2 separate regions of the Mus musculus genome follow, and region 2 is linked to region 1. Evidence: chromatin loops called from intact Hi-C (ENCODE). Cell type or tissue: gastrocnemius. All regions are shown on one strand.

The links. Hi-C counts contacts between places; a loop is a spot of excess contacts. Peaks named below come from ENCODE experiments on the same cell type or tissue, not always from the same donor. Only the 100,000 strongest peaks of a DNase experiment are listed, where the experiment ranks them.
Region 2: it touches region 1 in a loop (5-fold over the local background); 33 of 42 quality-filtered maps call a loop at or near these places.

What each region holds. Positions count from the first base shown.
Region 1 is chr7:84,590,989-84,598,988 of GRCm38, reverse strand. It overlaps Fah (fumarylacetoacetate hydrolase), which reads left to right. Exons shown (of 14, transcript NM_010176.4): 6 at 1,714-1,811; 7 at 1,903-1,955; 8 at 3,432-3,531; 9 at 4,146-4,276; 10 at 5,728-5,803; 11 at 6,561-6,607. Among named protein-coding and RNA genes, the nearest start is that of Fah, 11 kb to the left of the region's middle. In gastrocnemius, a CTCF peak has its summit at 4,388 (motif pointing left); DNase peaks (open chromatin) are centred at 4,315 and 4,745.
Region 2 is chr7:84,776,055-84,784,054 of GRCm38, reverse strand. 2610206C17Rik (RIKEN cDNA 2610206C17 gene) reads right to left here. Exons shown (of 5, transcript NR_038175.1): 5 at 7,506-8,000. Among named protein-coding and RNA genes, the nearest start is that of Olfr291, 74 kb to the left of the region's middle. In gastrocnemius, CTCF peaks have their summits at 4,302 (motif pointing left) and 4,713 (motif pointing right); DNase peaks (open chromatin) are centred at 4,350 and 4,703; H3K4me3 peaks cover 897 bases; H3K27ac peaks cover 587 bases.

The sequences.
Region 1 (8,000 bases):
AGCAGCAAAGACCCTGTTTGGTCAAAGTAGCCTAGGGAAAAAACAAAACTGATGATGTTGCGTCCTCTAGAAAGAGCAGGCCTGGCTTTTGGTTCCCTCAGCATGAGTTTGAGGTCCTAGGCTATCCAGCCTATCACCGGCCTGTGGAATTGTCCTTTCAGCTCTCCCCTGGAGAACAGTCATGGGGATTCGACCCCCTGCAATGCTCGATTCCCCCTAGATCCTTTTATTGGCAGCCTGCCTATTACTGTTCTGCTACTATTGCGCTAGCATTCAGAAAAAAAAAAGGGTCAGAAATCTAAATTACGTTCAAGCATTTTAGAGTTCAAGTATTATCTCTGTAATAAAGAATATGTGCATCTGGGAAACAAAAGGTCACACCGTGTTCCACCCTGATGTTAAGGAAATCCAGGTCAAAGATTGAGGCCCCTCAGTTTGGTTCAGATGAAGGTAGGGTCCCATTTCCTCATCCAGACTTGCTCCTCACATTCTGATCCCTGACATTTGGTAGAGGCATCCTGCTGATCTGGCATCCTGATGACAGCCAGCTCCTTTGAGGCTAGATAGTCTGCTGGGTCATTTTCCCTGAAGTCATGCAAACAGTTTCTGATTGGCTGGGGATAAACACAGCCTGAACCTGTGCAGAGCAGCAGTCTGTTAAATCCACCCACCTTAAGCAGGAGCCTGGAGACCGACCCAGCCTGCTGTGTCCGGCAAGTGTGACCCTGTTGTCCATTTTTCTGGTGCCGTGGACAGTCCTTGTGGCTGTATCACTCCCATCTGTTTCTATCTTCATACGACTGTTTCTTCTTCTCCATGTCTTCTACCTTGTACAAGGACACTCTAGGATATATGGATGCTGAGATGATCCTGGGGTACTAGTTACATCTAAAAAGATTATTTCTACATCTTCTTGGGGGTTAGGGTATGGACAGATCTTTTGTGGAGTTGCCACTCGGTGTACTGCAGGCCTAACCTCTTGCTTCATTCAAATAACCATAGGTATTCACCACATGCTGTCTTCTCACCCACACAGGTCTGTGTGCTCATCTAAGACCACCCCTAGCCTCGCTGTACTTATTTTGATATTTGGAAAAACTCTTTTATTTCCTCTCCATATTCTTGTTTTACAAGTATCTTCTAACAGTTTTCCCCAGCCTTGGATACCTATTTGCTCTGAGCTTTACGATTTATTCCCAGGGTTTTTGTTTGTTTGTTTGTTTTGTTTTGTTTTGTTTAATTAGAGATGGGCAGAGTCCACAAAGGAAGCAGCAGAGCACTGTCTGATCAAAGAAGCCTGGGTTCTTTAGTTGTCCCTCCTCCTCTTCCTGTTCCTCCAGCTCTTCCTCCTCCTCTTCTTCCTTTTCCTCTTCCTCTTCCTCGTCATCCTCCCCCTCCTCCTCCTCACTGTATAGCTAGCTCTGGTTGGCCTAGAACTTACAATGTGTAGGAGGCTGGCCTTACACTGCTGGTACTCCTGCCTCTGTCTTCTGAGTGCTGTGATTGCATGTGTGACCTTCCCCTTTTCTCCTTAAAGCTGAATCATTTCCCCCCCCCCCACTCCGCCCCACCCCTGTGTGATAGACCACATTTGTTTTCTCCATTCATCTATCAGTGGACACTTGGGGACATGTTTTAATTTTTGAATAGTGAGTGTACATCCACTCTGTCTCTTTCTGAAGTTCAGTTCACTATCACCACCTCCTTTATCAGGCTCCACTTACCTGTGGGATACCATGGCCGAGCTTCCTCCATTGTGGTATCTGGAACCCCGATTCGAAGACCCATGGGGCAGATGAGACCTGATAACTGTAAGTGACTCCAGTACCCTAATTCCACTCTCTATTGCTATGAGCTCTGTAGCCTGGTATTGATGGTTGCTTTTATCTGCCATCTTTCCAGCAAAGCCTCCTGTGTATGGTGCCTGCAGACTCTTAGACATGGAGTTGGAAATGGTGAGTTCTGTGTGGAATTTTGTTGAATGGGATCTACAAAGCGCTGTGGCAGTAAAGCTCTCTTTCTGGGGCGGCACTTCACACCTGTTTGGCCACAAATAGCAGCCCATGTCCCCATGTGACCACTGAATGCAGTTGATGTTCTTTCTTCAGATTCTGTGTTTGTGAATTCTCCCACTTGCTGAAACTTATTTGCAACCCAAATATTAACACAAGTCATTGCCACACAGAGAAGTGGAAAATTTGAGTCTCCTGATACACACATTTGTCCCCAGTTGAGGTCACACCAGGCTCCCTGTCTTCGTGTTTCAGGTCTCATGCTATAAAAACATGCTATATTTTTGGTTTTTTTTCTCCACATATTTTCCACATTTGAACTACTTTTATTATTTACAATGCCTCCCAAGTGGAGGTCCATTGTGGTTCCCTAACTGCAGGAGGGCAATTCTAACAAGTGTTAGAAAAGCCTCATTCATACCTAAGTTGTAGCTGTTGTTGGGGAATACAGTGTTGTTGAGCCAACACTATGTCAGCTATCTTTAACAGAAAGAGGTAAAATATGGTGAGTGTTGTAGCCAGAGACTATGAAAACCCAGCTTGTTGCATCTTGTGGGAGCACCGGTCCACCTTTTTTCTGTCACATTCATGGTGATTTTATACAATGTCACATGAACAGCAAGCATCAAGGCCCGGTGGCAGGGCCTCTATCACTTTAGAAAGACCCACACTAAGGCTCCACTCTTTATTTAAATTAAGCACTTTATTTTGAGAGTGCTGAAGACTCATATGTAGTTGTGAGAAATGAGGTGGAGATCCCCTGAATTTGAAAGAGATGGGGTCCTTCATGCCTCGGTGCCCTCAGCTCTCTCTCTCTCTCTCTCTCTCTCTCCCTCTCTCTCTCTCTCTCTCTCTCTCTCTCTGTGTGTGTGTGTGTGTGTGTGTGTGTGTGTGTGTGTATCTTGAAGATTTTGCACTGTTTAAACCCTATCTCAAGGACAAATAAAACAGTGACCCTAGCCATGAACGTAGATGATTCTGTACTGCTCAAGGAATTCCTTCTCCCCCGCACTTAGTTTCCCTTAGACATGATTGCTAGATGTTCTCTTGGTCCATGGCTATTGGACAGATGCCATTCCTTTTGGGATAGGTAGGGCTGTGAAGTCAACTTGTCAATCCTCCTGGAATGAGCACCCCTGATGTTTTCATTCTTTACAAGTGTCATATACTGTCAGATGTGAGGGTATGGAGCCTGGAATACAGAGGAAGAATCAGAAAGGCCTGGGGTGCCCTGGGGCTAGGGGGGAAAGGGCTCATGTGAGTAGACTTCCCACCTTAGAGACCCAGGGAAGTAATGCCAGGTCCTCAGGCAGCCCTAGTCCCTGGTTGAACTTTGAAAATATTTTCCCTTTGCTCTGTAAGCCACAGTGACCCAGAGCATCGGGTCATCTAGATTCTTACCAACTTTCTCCATGGCAGGCTTTCTTCGTAGGCCCTGGGAACAGATTCGGAGAGCCAATCCCCATTTCCAAAGCCCATGAACACATTTTCGGGATGGTCCTCATGAACGACTGGAGCGGTAATGCCTGGTGGCCCAGCTTCCTCTGATGTTCTGTTCTTAGGGGCACACACAGGAGTTGGGTATGGGACAGGAGGCCTAAGTACTACAGGGGTGATACCATGCAGACTTCTGACTCTGTGGGTGTGGGGCAGTCACAGCTTCCCTGAGTAGCTTTCTCATAAGTGGAAGGATGGAGCTGACAGAACCTAAAGCTTTATCAAGCCCTACACACTCCACTCACTGTTGCCAGCACCATCAGCTGCTGATGAAGAGCTGTACATGGAGGGATTTTAGTCAGTGGCTGAATTGAGCCTTACTATTCATCAGCCCAGCATCTGAGTCCCAGCTCTACACCCTGATACCATGTGTAAGAGGAAGTGGGTCCAGAAATCTCAGGAGAGGGCCTTCCCCCATTCAGGCCCTTGGTAGGGACTGTCCTGTCATCCTTCATTGTTCCCTAGCACAGCACCTCCAAGGACCTCTGTCTTCATACTGAATACCTTTCTGTTTGTTCCCTGGGAGATCTGGTTGGCCAGAGCCATGTAGAGAGGTCCATGTAGGTCAAGGACAGGAAGCAGCTTGGAGTGAGTCTGTAAGCCACGGTGAGACCTAAGCTTGCTGTCTTTTCATAGCACGAGACATCCAGCAATGGGAGTACGTCCCACTTGGGCCATTCCTGGGGAAAAGCTTTGGAACCACAATCTCCCCGTGGGTGGTGCCTATGGATGCCCTCATGCCCTTTGTGGTGCCAAACCCAAAGCAGGTAAGCACCCTTCTGCTGAAAACTCTGCTCTAAGTTCCGGCTTCCGCCCTTTCCTGTTGCCCTCTGATACTGAGACATGGTGATGCTTGGTGGATCCTGCATTTTGTTTTGTGCAATGGCTCCCTCTAGAGTCTAATTTGCAGAATGCATTTTGGAATAGAGGCTATAAGGGAAAAGGTGTGTGTGTGTGTGTGTGTGTGTGTGTGTGTGTGTGTGTGTGTGTGTCCAACAGGGTTCCCAGTGCAATATCCCACCCCTTCATTACAGTCACCCAGCTCTTATGGCCAATGCCTTGAAGGCCCTAACTTCTCTCAAACACGGCTCTGGTAAATGACCTATCTGGTCCTCCCACATCTCTGGGTCTAAATCTCCAGAGGGCTCTGCTCTGCTCCTGGCTCCCTGCCTTCCCTCCCCACACTCTCCCTGGCATTGTCTCACCAGCTGTGTACTGCTGCACTTTCTCCCTCACCCATCCATGTCATTTTATGCATGAACACTCTTGGGACTTTCCCCTGCAAATTGGTTCTTCATAAAAGTCCCTGCAGTTCCATTCTGTCTCCTTGGATCTTCCCCAACACTTCCCACCACAGCACCCACGTCTCCCCTCTGGTGGTCTCCCTCCTCTTTGTCTCTGTCCCTCCACTGTCCTTCTCATCTTCTGGCCACCCAGGACCTGTTGGGCTCCTGCTTTAATGGTCCCCATCCTCCTTCACAGTCCTTCGCCCAGCTCTATCTTCACAGAGATGATTGGATGCTGACTGCCTCCATCCTTCCCAAGGACTGTTTAAGTACAGCTGTCACCATTCCTGCCCCTTCCCAACGAATCAGCAGGGTTTTCTCTAAAGTAGTTTCTAATTTAACCCTTAGTACACTGGGAAGGAGCTGTACTCCCCACAAGCATCACTGGTCACACTGTCACCATTAAAAACGCATAGTCGTTCAGACTACCCAGAGTTATCTTATGTCCTGCTAAATGATTTTTGTGTTGTATTTTGGAACAACACTGTTTGTTCAATGTGCAGCACTCTGCCTGGACATCAATGGCCTTCCCAGCTGTTCCAGCACCAAAGATGGCTGCCAGCTTCACTGCTGCCAGGGACTCTGCCTTCCAGGGCATCCACCTTGCCCTCACTATTGTCCTAGCTTTTCCTTACAGGTTCTGTGGCCAATCTCTGACCTCTCATTGTCCCCCTCCCAAGTCTATCCTCCCTCAGCTTCCTGAAGCATTGTTACTTCCTGTGATCTCTAACCTATTTCTCTGTACATTCACCCATCAGCTTATTTTCTCAAGTGTGGCATGTGTGACCTTCTGACCAAGGGCAGTGTACAGGACTTCTCCAGTTCACATCTGTCACTGCTGCCATATGTCACACTCTGTATTGGAGAGCAGAGGCTGCTGGGAACTCAGCCCCCACTGACAGCTACAGCTTTGATGTGCTCTTGCCTTTTAGGACCCCAAGCCCTTGCCATATCTCTGCCACAGCCAGCCCTACACATTTGATATCAACCTGTCTGTCTCTTTGAAAGGTATGTGATGGGTGAGTGGTATTGCCTAGGCTCAGCAGGCAGGCACAGCCAGGCTCCATTGCCCCAGCGGATCCTGAGCATTGCTGGGTGGAACTAGAGGCACCTGTTCCAGCCTGGAGGCTGTGTGGGGCTCTTGTAAAGAAAGAAGAGTGTGAGGGCCATCCTCCAGTTGGGATGCATTGTCCTACAGGGGAGGCCTTGTCCTCCACCCTGTGTTGGACTCTGCAACCTTCTAGCCAGCGTCTACCTCTATCACTGCCACCTACCTTACACTGTAACCCAGATATGTGGTACATTTCTTTAAACACCTGTTTAAAAGCCTGATCTCACGGGCTCATGAGAATGAGAAGTAGGGCTTGATCGTGAGCCATATCCTGGGCAGACTAGGGAGCCATGTTGATGGCCTACCTCCACTGAGCTAGTCTGCAACTAAGCTGTGGTGTGAGGGGCTGGCTTTACAGGCCAAGCTGTGATGTGAGGGGCCTACTACGCAGGCCGTGGTGAAGGTCTCAGCTCTACTCTTGTCCAGCTTTGGAGCTTGGGCAAGTACCAAACAATACCTTAGTTTGTCATCTGTGAAACAGGGAAACTACAGCTTTGGTTTTATAGATGATGGTGATGATTAAGGAAACTGATCCTGAACAGAACCTGTAACTAGGAAGGGGCAGGTGTCATGTTCATGAGAGAGCTGGAAGCAGTTTTCTTCCTGGTCAGCAGGACTAAATCTGTATAAGTATTACTTCTCAATTTCTGACAGGAGAAGGAATGAGCCAGGCGGCTACCATCTGCAGGTCTAACTTTAAGGTGAGTTTGGAGGCCATCAGACTGCTTTGTGGAAGGGAAGAACGTGACAGGAATAGGAGATATTCTATTCCTCTGGGAGTGGAATGACACATCAGCCTGGAAGCCTGCATCACAGGACCCCTCAAGACAGAAGCTGCTACAAGAGGTGGTCAAAGTTTTCTGGGTGCACTTCCTATCCTGTGAAGGCCAAGCCTCTGAATCCTATGTCCTGATCGTCTGGGACGATGAAAGTGCTGTCTCTGTGCACATGGGGGAGGGGCCTGAAGTTGACAGGGGGTGTTTTCCTCAGCCACTCTGCACATTTTTTTTTTTTTGAAACAAGATCTGACATTGAATCTGGAGCAAGTCTCAGGGGTCCTCATGTCGCCGCCTCCTTAGTGCTGAGATTATAGGCACACACTGCACTCAGATTTTTATGTGGGCCACAGGTTTCAGTAAAATGTGGGTCCTTCTGCTGCCTGTGCAGCAAGCTTTACTAACAGAGACATCATGGCAGCCCACTTATTTTTTTAAGCAAACATTTTCCAAGTATTTATTAGTTTTTAAATTGTGTTTGCATGTGCACATATGCATGTCCAGAAAAGACCGATTCCTGCAGTTGATGTTATGGGGGTTATGAGACATCTGGCACAGGCGTTGACAAACTACCTTGGGTTCTCTGCTAGAGAAGTATGTATTCTTAAGTGCATCAAAAGACAAGCTTTTATTGAAACAACAGAAGACACATGTACAGATACTGTACAGAATCGCAAATGCCAAAATCATAAATGAAGACACTCAGGAGTTTTCACGAGAAAGTATACCTCTGCATTCAGTCTGACTCATGTCAGAAAGGGGAATTCCCAGCCCTCAGTGGGTTGCTGCCTCTTTTCAGCCATGCCTTCACTTCCCTAATGTAGGCCACATCTCCTTGCTTCTGTTGCCACACACTGACTTTGTCTGTTGATTAGTTTTATATGGGATTGTTATAGTGTATATCTATTCTGCTAGGCTTCATGGTTGCAATGCTGGATTTGTGAGGTTCCGCCACATTGTTTGCAGTGGGAGCTTGTTTGTCTCATTGCTTATAGGATACTACACTGCCAGCTCCACAATGGGTGATGGCCATTTGGTTGCTTTTATATTTTAGCTGTCCTTGAATTACTGTCAGCATTCTAGTACACATCTCTTGGAGTACATATGTGCACATTTTTTGGGATATATATATATATATATATATATATATATATATATATATATATCCAGGAATACAACTGCTGTGTACACACATACACACATACAGATAGAGAGAGAGGGAGAGAGGGAGAGAAAGACAGAGAGAGACAGAGAGAGACAGAGATAGATAGAGAGAGACAGAGACAGAGGGGCAGACAGAGGGTAGGCCCGTGCACAC
Region 2 (8,000 bases), 190 kb before region 1:
GAGAGACTGAGACAGGGGAAGCATGATTATTTATACAGCCAAAAGAAATGTAGACAATTAATTTGGGAGGTGGCTTGTAAGAGAACAGCAAAGATTGAGACTGAAGACTTTGCTTGATATTTATAATTATTGTATCAATTTTGAAGAAGAGGACTTTATAAGTTACTCTTATTCTGAGATGAATGCTTTTCAAAATCATCACAGCCAATGAACCAGAATCTTACCCTCACCTAACGTCTGTGCCACCCTCCAAGCAGAACCATGACTTCATGGATAGACTGTCTTGATACACACACCATTTCTTAAATGAATGTAACCTGTTCCCTGAGGGCAGAGAATGATAACAATCAGCCAAGGTAAATAGCTTTGACCATAGCAGGAAATCTGTATCCAAAAATTGTGCCTACAATTCATTCCTTGCACAGCAGTACTGTCAACTCTTAGCTTACCTACTATGGGGGTAAAATCCTTTGGTAATGTGAGGAACATTGAAGTACAGCCTTATTACAATGAACTCCAATGTCCAAAAATTGTTCTTATTTTGTGTTTGTACCACAGTAAGAGCCAAGATTTTAAGCTCTACTAAAAACAAAACAAACAAACAAACAAACAAACAGTTAATATATTTGGAGTGATTTAAATTTATATTGAGAAAAACATGTATTTTCAGTATTGCTGTAGACAAGCATCTACATAAGACTGTTCAATTGACTTGTTTTATATAAAACAACTTTTATAATACTCATTTTATTGTTACAATATTTTACAAATTTTAAAGAATATGATAAGAAAACAAGAGGTATTGCATGTTTTGAAGGGATCTCCAGGAGGAGTTGGGGTACAAAAGGGAAAGAAGAATGTGATGTAAGTCTATTTACTCAAAATATGTTTTTAAATGTTAACAAATTCAGATAAATTGAAATTATGTATCTTTTCTCATCATAATACGATAAAATTTAAATTAAAAAATAATTTAAAAGACTATAGTAAACCAAAATAAAATTAAGAGCAAGAGCTTAATGCATGAGGCACTTTGGCAAGTGAATGCAGGAGCCATTTAGAAGAAAAGATATACCTTAGATTTCTAGGGAGTTCTAAACAGAAAAAAATGAAATGAAAAAGAGTTAATGTTGAATATATACAGTTATTTAAACACCTAAAATGCCAATTAAGCAACGATGGGTTATTTACTTTTAGAAAACATATTACATATCCAAAATGGCATAATAGAAAAAATAGCAGAGAGGATAGTATAAGGGTTGGGGACCACCTGGTGTAGAGGGATAATGGCAACATTAATTGAGTGAAGGTCCTAGACCAAGTGAAAACTTCTCTTAGGATTTTTGACTGCCAATATGGGGATATTGTAGGGTAAAGAGGTAGGGCATAGAAGCCATTTGGATTTACAAACAAATGAATGATAGGTTTGAGGCCTTTGAGGCTGGTTGGGGGTAGGGAGTATTGAGGTTTTGAGATGTAGGCAGAAGGGTCTTTGAATATAATTGAAGGGGTTTGTGATGTGTAGCAAGAGAAGAACACGTGGTATCCCAGGTGGCAGGATTGACTAAAAAAGGGAACAAGGGACAGGAGTGGTCTGAGGATTCAGGAGAGAGAAAGAGTACAAGTGGAGGTCAAAGAAAGGAGGATGAGGGACACAGAGTTGTGGCCAGGTTGGAAGGCATATTTATTATTTCAGAGAGGACATCTCTCCCTAGTAAAAGAATAGGGCATGAAAATATAAAGAGGAAGGAGTGGGGAAAGAAAAAGCCTTTAAAAGAACAAGTTAAGGGAGGGGTCTGGAAAGGTGGCTATGTACTCCAGCTAAGTGGGAGGGATATGAAAGAGGGAAAGGGGGTGAGTGGACCCCCCAGAATTCCATCATGACTGAGAAAGTGGACCCAGTATACAGGAGGAATGTGATGAGGCAACCTGACAGAAGTGAGACCCTAGGCTCCTAGAGTTTAATGGACGTGGTCAGAGCCCAGGCCCTGTCAGTCCTCAGTTGCTAGGCCAAACAGGTCCAAGAAGAATTCAGGAAGGCTGGATGGAACCCAGGGAAGTTGTGCCCTAGTGATCCCCAGTAACCCTGTGGACACTTAGAACAAGAACAGGTAGGCCTTCAAAGATTTGAACAGGTGCAGGCACAGTGACCTTCCTTGCCACACTTGAAGCAGGGACCTAGTGGCTCCTTCTGGGAATTCATTAGAGATCCTGATCCAAGAGTTAGTACTTGTGTTGCACTCATTACAATTATGGAAGACCTTAAAAGCCAAGGCCAGAACCTTGGCTTGGGGTAAAAGTAGGCCTTGGTCATTTGAATTTGGCCCTTATGTCTGAGTAGAACTGAGCAAAACATAGATCATAAAAAGTTGTTGGTCAACTAAGGTGTCTAGGTCTATGTTTGCATGTTCAAGTAGGGACTGTGTGGTGCATCAGAGGAAATGAGAGGGATTTTCAGGCTTGCCCAATTATCTCATGGACTTTTTGAAAGTTAATTGGTTTTAGGGTAGCTCTCCTCAGGCCAGAAAGGAGACAAGTAATAAACCAGTCCCTGGCCTGATAATCATCACCGTCATTGTAATCTCAATGAGTATCTATGTTAGAGGCTGCTGCAGCTCTGGCAAGGTAGGTCCTGTGTGTTTGGTGTATTTGATCTGCATGGTCACAGGCCTTTTTCCATACATGTATGCATTACCCAGAGAGGAGGTTATTGGAAAGGAGCATAGAGACGTCATGAAAGGTATGGTCACAAGATTGTGTTATAAAATGTTTGATAAAGGTGGTAAGGTCTGAGGTAAAGGAAACTAGACATTTTTTAACCTATTAACAGGATTTTTGGACGTTTAATAACAGACACCAGATTTTGAAGGGGAATCCACAAACAATGCCAAACTCAACAGAAAATGCCTACGAATCATCCATACGAGTCTGCCCAAACCAATAAAGTTTGTGGCTCGGTGCAGTCTTTCTGGTCCCACAAGACAGAGCAGGGACAATAGAACAGAGCAGGAATGCTCAATGATCTATCAAAACCCAAAAAACCTAGGGGATGCTTGAAACAGCAAGAAATGGGGGATAAGAAGTTGAGGCAACAGAAGGACCAGAAAGTGTAGAAGGGAGGGCAGAGCTACTAGCCAATCTTAGTCACATCACCAAAATGAAAGGACCTCCAAGTCTACACAAAACACACCCATACACCAAACCCTTACTCCAAAGGAGATTTATTTACCCTAGAAGGATCAGTGGGCTGCTCTGCACCCCACAAAGACAGCAGCAGGAAGCACTGCAGGAATGGTTTTTTAAGAAGAAAGGGGGGAGGGAGTTTATGCTAAGATGAGTTGTGTACTATGTGAACTGAGATTTAATATTAAGAGTAGAATAAAAAAAAAAACTGTGTTTACTTCATCCAGGGTTGCCAAGGAAAGCAGAAATATCTTCCAAATAGCTGCCATTAAAACCTCTATACATTGTCAATTTATTGCAATAGTAATATTAATAATAAACTCTGACGTAGAAAAACACAAACATGTCCAATCATGTTTCTGACATAGTAAACCCAGACAATAGAGCTGCTATTCCAGGATGCCTGGGGCCCTAGTTTCCCATCCCTGGCAAAACAAAAACAGAAAACAAAAAGAAACAAAAGCAAAACAGAAAAGCAATCTGCTCCTTTCAGGGACTATAAGGATAACCCTGAATGCTAACTTAGCCAGTACAGGAAGAAAAAAAAAAAAAAAAAACGTTCATCCTACCTCTCTTTCCACAACTCTAACTCTCACCATGGGTTTGCAAGGGTAATTTTATCTATTATTATCTTGATAAGGAAACAGGTTCAGAATTAACCAGTACAAAGATGAAGCTAATGCAAAAGCAGAGAAGCCAGATTAAATCCAGATGTGTCTTCCAAGGCTCCATCACTCTGCTTTCCTTTGAAAACATCACTTGTTTCCCTCGTGTAAACTCACCTGATCATATTCCTTTAGAAAATGTTCCAGCTCTCCCATCTAGGTTGCCACATACATACATACATACATACATACATACATAGGTACATGGCTGTTGTTTTTGTATTCTTCGTCTTCACGATTTTCTCTTGCTTTATAGGGAAGATATCATCTTTTTTCATCCCTCGGGTACTACTAGATGTTGAATAATAAGTAACCTACATTTACCGTGCTCTATCTAAAACACTGACAAAGTCTTCCTCTTAATGGGACAAGGGTTTCATTCTGGAAAACAAAATCCACTACCAGACAGGCCAATGCTCTCAGAGGAGCTAACTACAAGTTTGTGCGCCCCCAAGTGGCCAGAGCGACCATCGGATCAAAAGCGCGCTCCCAAAATGACTACGCGTTATAAAAGAAGACTTGAGTCTCACTGTGGACGTGAGCAACACGGGAGGACCCGGCCCCACCGGATGACACGTACCCACCTGAGAGGCCGGGTGCGCGCCGGAACTGCGCCTGCGCAGATTAAGAAAAAGAAAGAAAGAAAGAGAAAAAAACGTGTGTATTGGACTTTCAAAACCGTAGTTTCTGTGATGCGAGGTACACAGGGCTTATACAATCGCCTCAGAATTTGGGACCTCCAGCCATGGGGGCTGCAGATGCTGCCTCATCTATACCCATCGCTCAGCGTCCTTCGATTCTGAAAGAACTGAGATCACAGGGGCCAACGCTATCCAGCCTCGCCTGCGGCACACGCTGTCTCCAGCAGGGGGCGATGAGGTGTCTGGTGCTGCCCACTGCTAGTGGTGCTGCAGCCCAGGTTCCTGTTGTTGGCTCCTTGAGGACTGCTAGATTGAGGTGGCAAGATAGAAAAAGACCTGCTGCCCCCAGGTACTAATTCCTATAGGTTAAAGAACAAAAGACTCCCTCGACCTACAAGGCATCTTCCTCCATTTGAGTGGGTACCTTGGCTGGTGAACCACATGGACCACATACAGAAATAGGCCCTGCCTAGAGGACGTTGTTCTCTTACCTCTGGAGAATTTAGAATTCAGAGAGAGTCATCCTGATCTTTATTGTCACAGAGTTCGGCAGTCATGTCACTGTAGAATAACTCGAACTTGGTTCTCCTGTAGGAAGTCTTCACAGAAAGCTTATTGGAAAGTGGAGAGAGACCCTGGGGTACTTCTGTGTTGGGAGAGTCTGGTAACAACACTGTCGCACATATAGAGAAGAGCACTACAGTTACCCTATATGAACAACCAGGAAATCCAGTGGATTAAGAGTTCATTTTCAGCCTATAAAGGTCTTAAATCTTTTAAATAACAAGCTGGATTCTAAAATTTTACAAGGTAATGTGAAAGTTTGGTAGACCCATGTTAACAGTGAGTTCATATGAGAATTCAAGCATTTCAAACTTTTTAAAAAAAAAGCATTGAAAATAAAGATCACAGGTGGAGATTATGGCTTCCAGATATTAAGTCAGACTGTAAAGCCTGATTTATAAGGCAGTGCTGATGCTGTAATACTCAAAGGGACTGTGGACTAACGGAAAGGCAGAAAATAGATCTAAAGCCATCTCAAACCACTGGGACATTCTTTTTTTTTAATAAATAAGTGTTGAAACAACATTCATAAGGAAAAAAACCTAAATTAATTAGAGATATAGTGTAAAAACTGACTCTATAAGTTCCAAAGAAAATAAGACAATAACCTTATTGAGAAAATCTTTTCTCAGAAGCATAGGTAGTGAAGCAAAAGGTAGATAGCTTTGCTAACAAAATACTTTAAACTGTCACAGCAAAAAACAAAATGATATCTAACAAGCTGGGGAAAAATTATAGCATATACTGCAAAGACTTGTATTTCTGTGGATAAAGGTCTAAACAACTGGCTTCCATAACAGAATACCTGTTTATAATAACCAGAAATTTATAATGGGTAATTTACAATAGACAAGAGTGTGTTCACCCACAGTTCTGGAAGCTGGCAATTAAGGGTTCTTCCTCACCATTTCTGGATAATCAATTTAATGACAAGACTGTTCAAGATAAATCTTTATATACACATATATACTTGATAGATAGATAGATAGATAGATAGATAGATAGATAGATAGATAGACAGATAGACAGACAGATAGACAGATGATACATGAAGTGGATGGCATGTGTGTGTACCACTGGCATGCAGTGCCCAAAGGGGCCAGAAGAGAGCATCACATCCTCTGGAATTGGACAGAGGCAAATGAATTGTCATATGGGTACTGGAAATTGAATCCCCATATTCAGGAAGAGTCAGGAAGAGCAACCAGTGCTCTTAACCACTGATCCATTTCTCCAGCCCTCAAGATAATTCTGTAAGGGCTAATCTTCAACAAGTGATGCCAAGACAAGTAAGTGTTCATAGGCCAAAGAGGAAAGATGGACCTCTCTCTAGCACTGTATTCACATTTTAAATCAAAATAGATGCCAAGTCTAAATATAGGAAGCAAAATAAAGCCTTTAGAAGGAAAAAAATCATAAATTTGTAAAGTTGATTCAGGAAAGACACAAGATATAAGTAAATAAAGGGAAGTTTGGACTTAGATTAAAGCATTTCATTGATTGTCAAAAGATAATCAAGAGAACAAAAGGACAAATTAAAGAATGGAAAAAATAGTTGAAAATTATATGAGAAACCTTTACCCAGATTATGTATAGAACTAATAACTAAGCAATAAATAATCAAGTTTTCCAAATGGGCAAAGGGTTTGAATACACATTTTTGGCAAGTCAAAATAGAATACAAGCACGAGCAAACTGAGGGCATTACGTTATGAATTATTAACGTGACTACAACAAACTAAGTAGCAAAGAACACAACTGATTTAAGCAACCTTGGAAAACAGTATTTTGACTGTATATGGTGCATGCTAAATAGAAAAGAATCATATGTAGATATTGTGTTTGAGCTGATATTTTTGTTTTTCACAGGAGTATAAATTATCAACAGTGAAAGAATTTTGTCTGTATTTTAGGACTGAAAAAATAAGCACTTGCATTGTGAAAAATGACAAGTTTGTTTCATGTTGGAAAAAGAACTACAAAAATAGATATGGAGGTAGAGATAAGCTAACACACACAAACTGGATTCCACTGTGAGAGGACTTGGAGCAATGACAATCCTGGCAATACAATGAGGTGTAACATCTAGATCTTAGTTCCTAAATGTCATCCTACATTCAAAAACAAAACAAACAACTCCCCCCACACACACACACAAACTAACAAACAAAAACAAACCCTGGGCTTCTGGAAGAAAGCATTCATTCAGAATTTGAGGCTAAGGGAAAAAAAAAAAAACTTTGAATAATCCATGGAGCCACAAAGAATGTTTTAAAAGGGAAGGAGTCCAGGAGCCAACTTGGGAGTCCCATGCTAGGAAATTTTGAGCAAGATAATAATGATAATCTCAATTTATAGTCCATGCAATCAAGTGTAAGTTCATTAATCAACATTAATAGGAATAAGTGTTGAGGTCCATGAAGCACTGAAGAATGATACCCCAGACACAAATGGTATACAAAAGGAAAGAGCATTTATTCTGCAGAAATCCAGCATGCAAGGGTCTACAATTCATAAAAATGGTAACCTCAAGGTGAGCTCTGTAGGCTCAATTTAAAGGTTATTAGGGGGAATTCCAAGAAGAGGTAGGTGACCCAAATGGTTGGCTCTAACTCTAGGGGTATGGGTAACTCTGGGATTGGCTAGAGTTCTGTGGGCTTTCCAAACTCATCACTGGGGGCCTGGGGACTTTACAAGAACCCTTGCTGACTAACCTTGGCAGGGCAGCTTCTGATTGGCTGTTCATGGGCTGTGGTTTTTCCAAGAACTGGTCTGCTCAGTTCTGGGAAACAGAAACTTAGGCCTAGTCTCCTGAACTGGCATCTTGCAGCCTCTCATGGAGTCAGCTTGGCGCTCATTCCCTCCTTGAATAATGGCCTAACCTGAAACCTTAAGATGGGCTGGTATTGCTGCTTGTGAATCACCAGTTGGATTCTCAATCATCAGT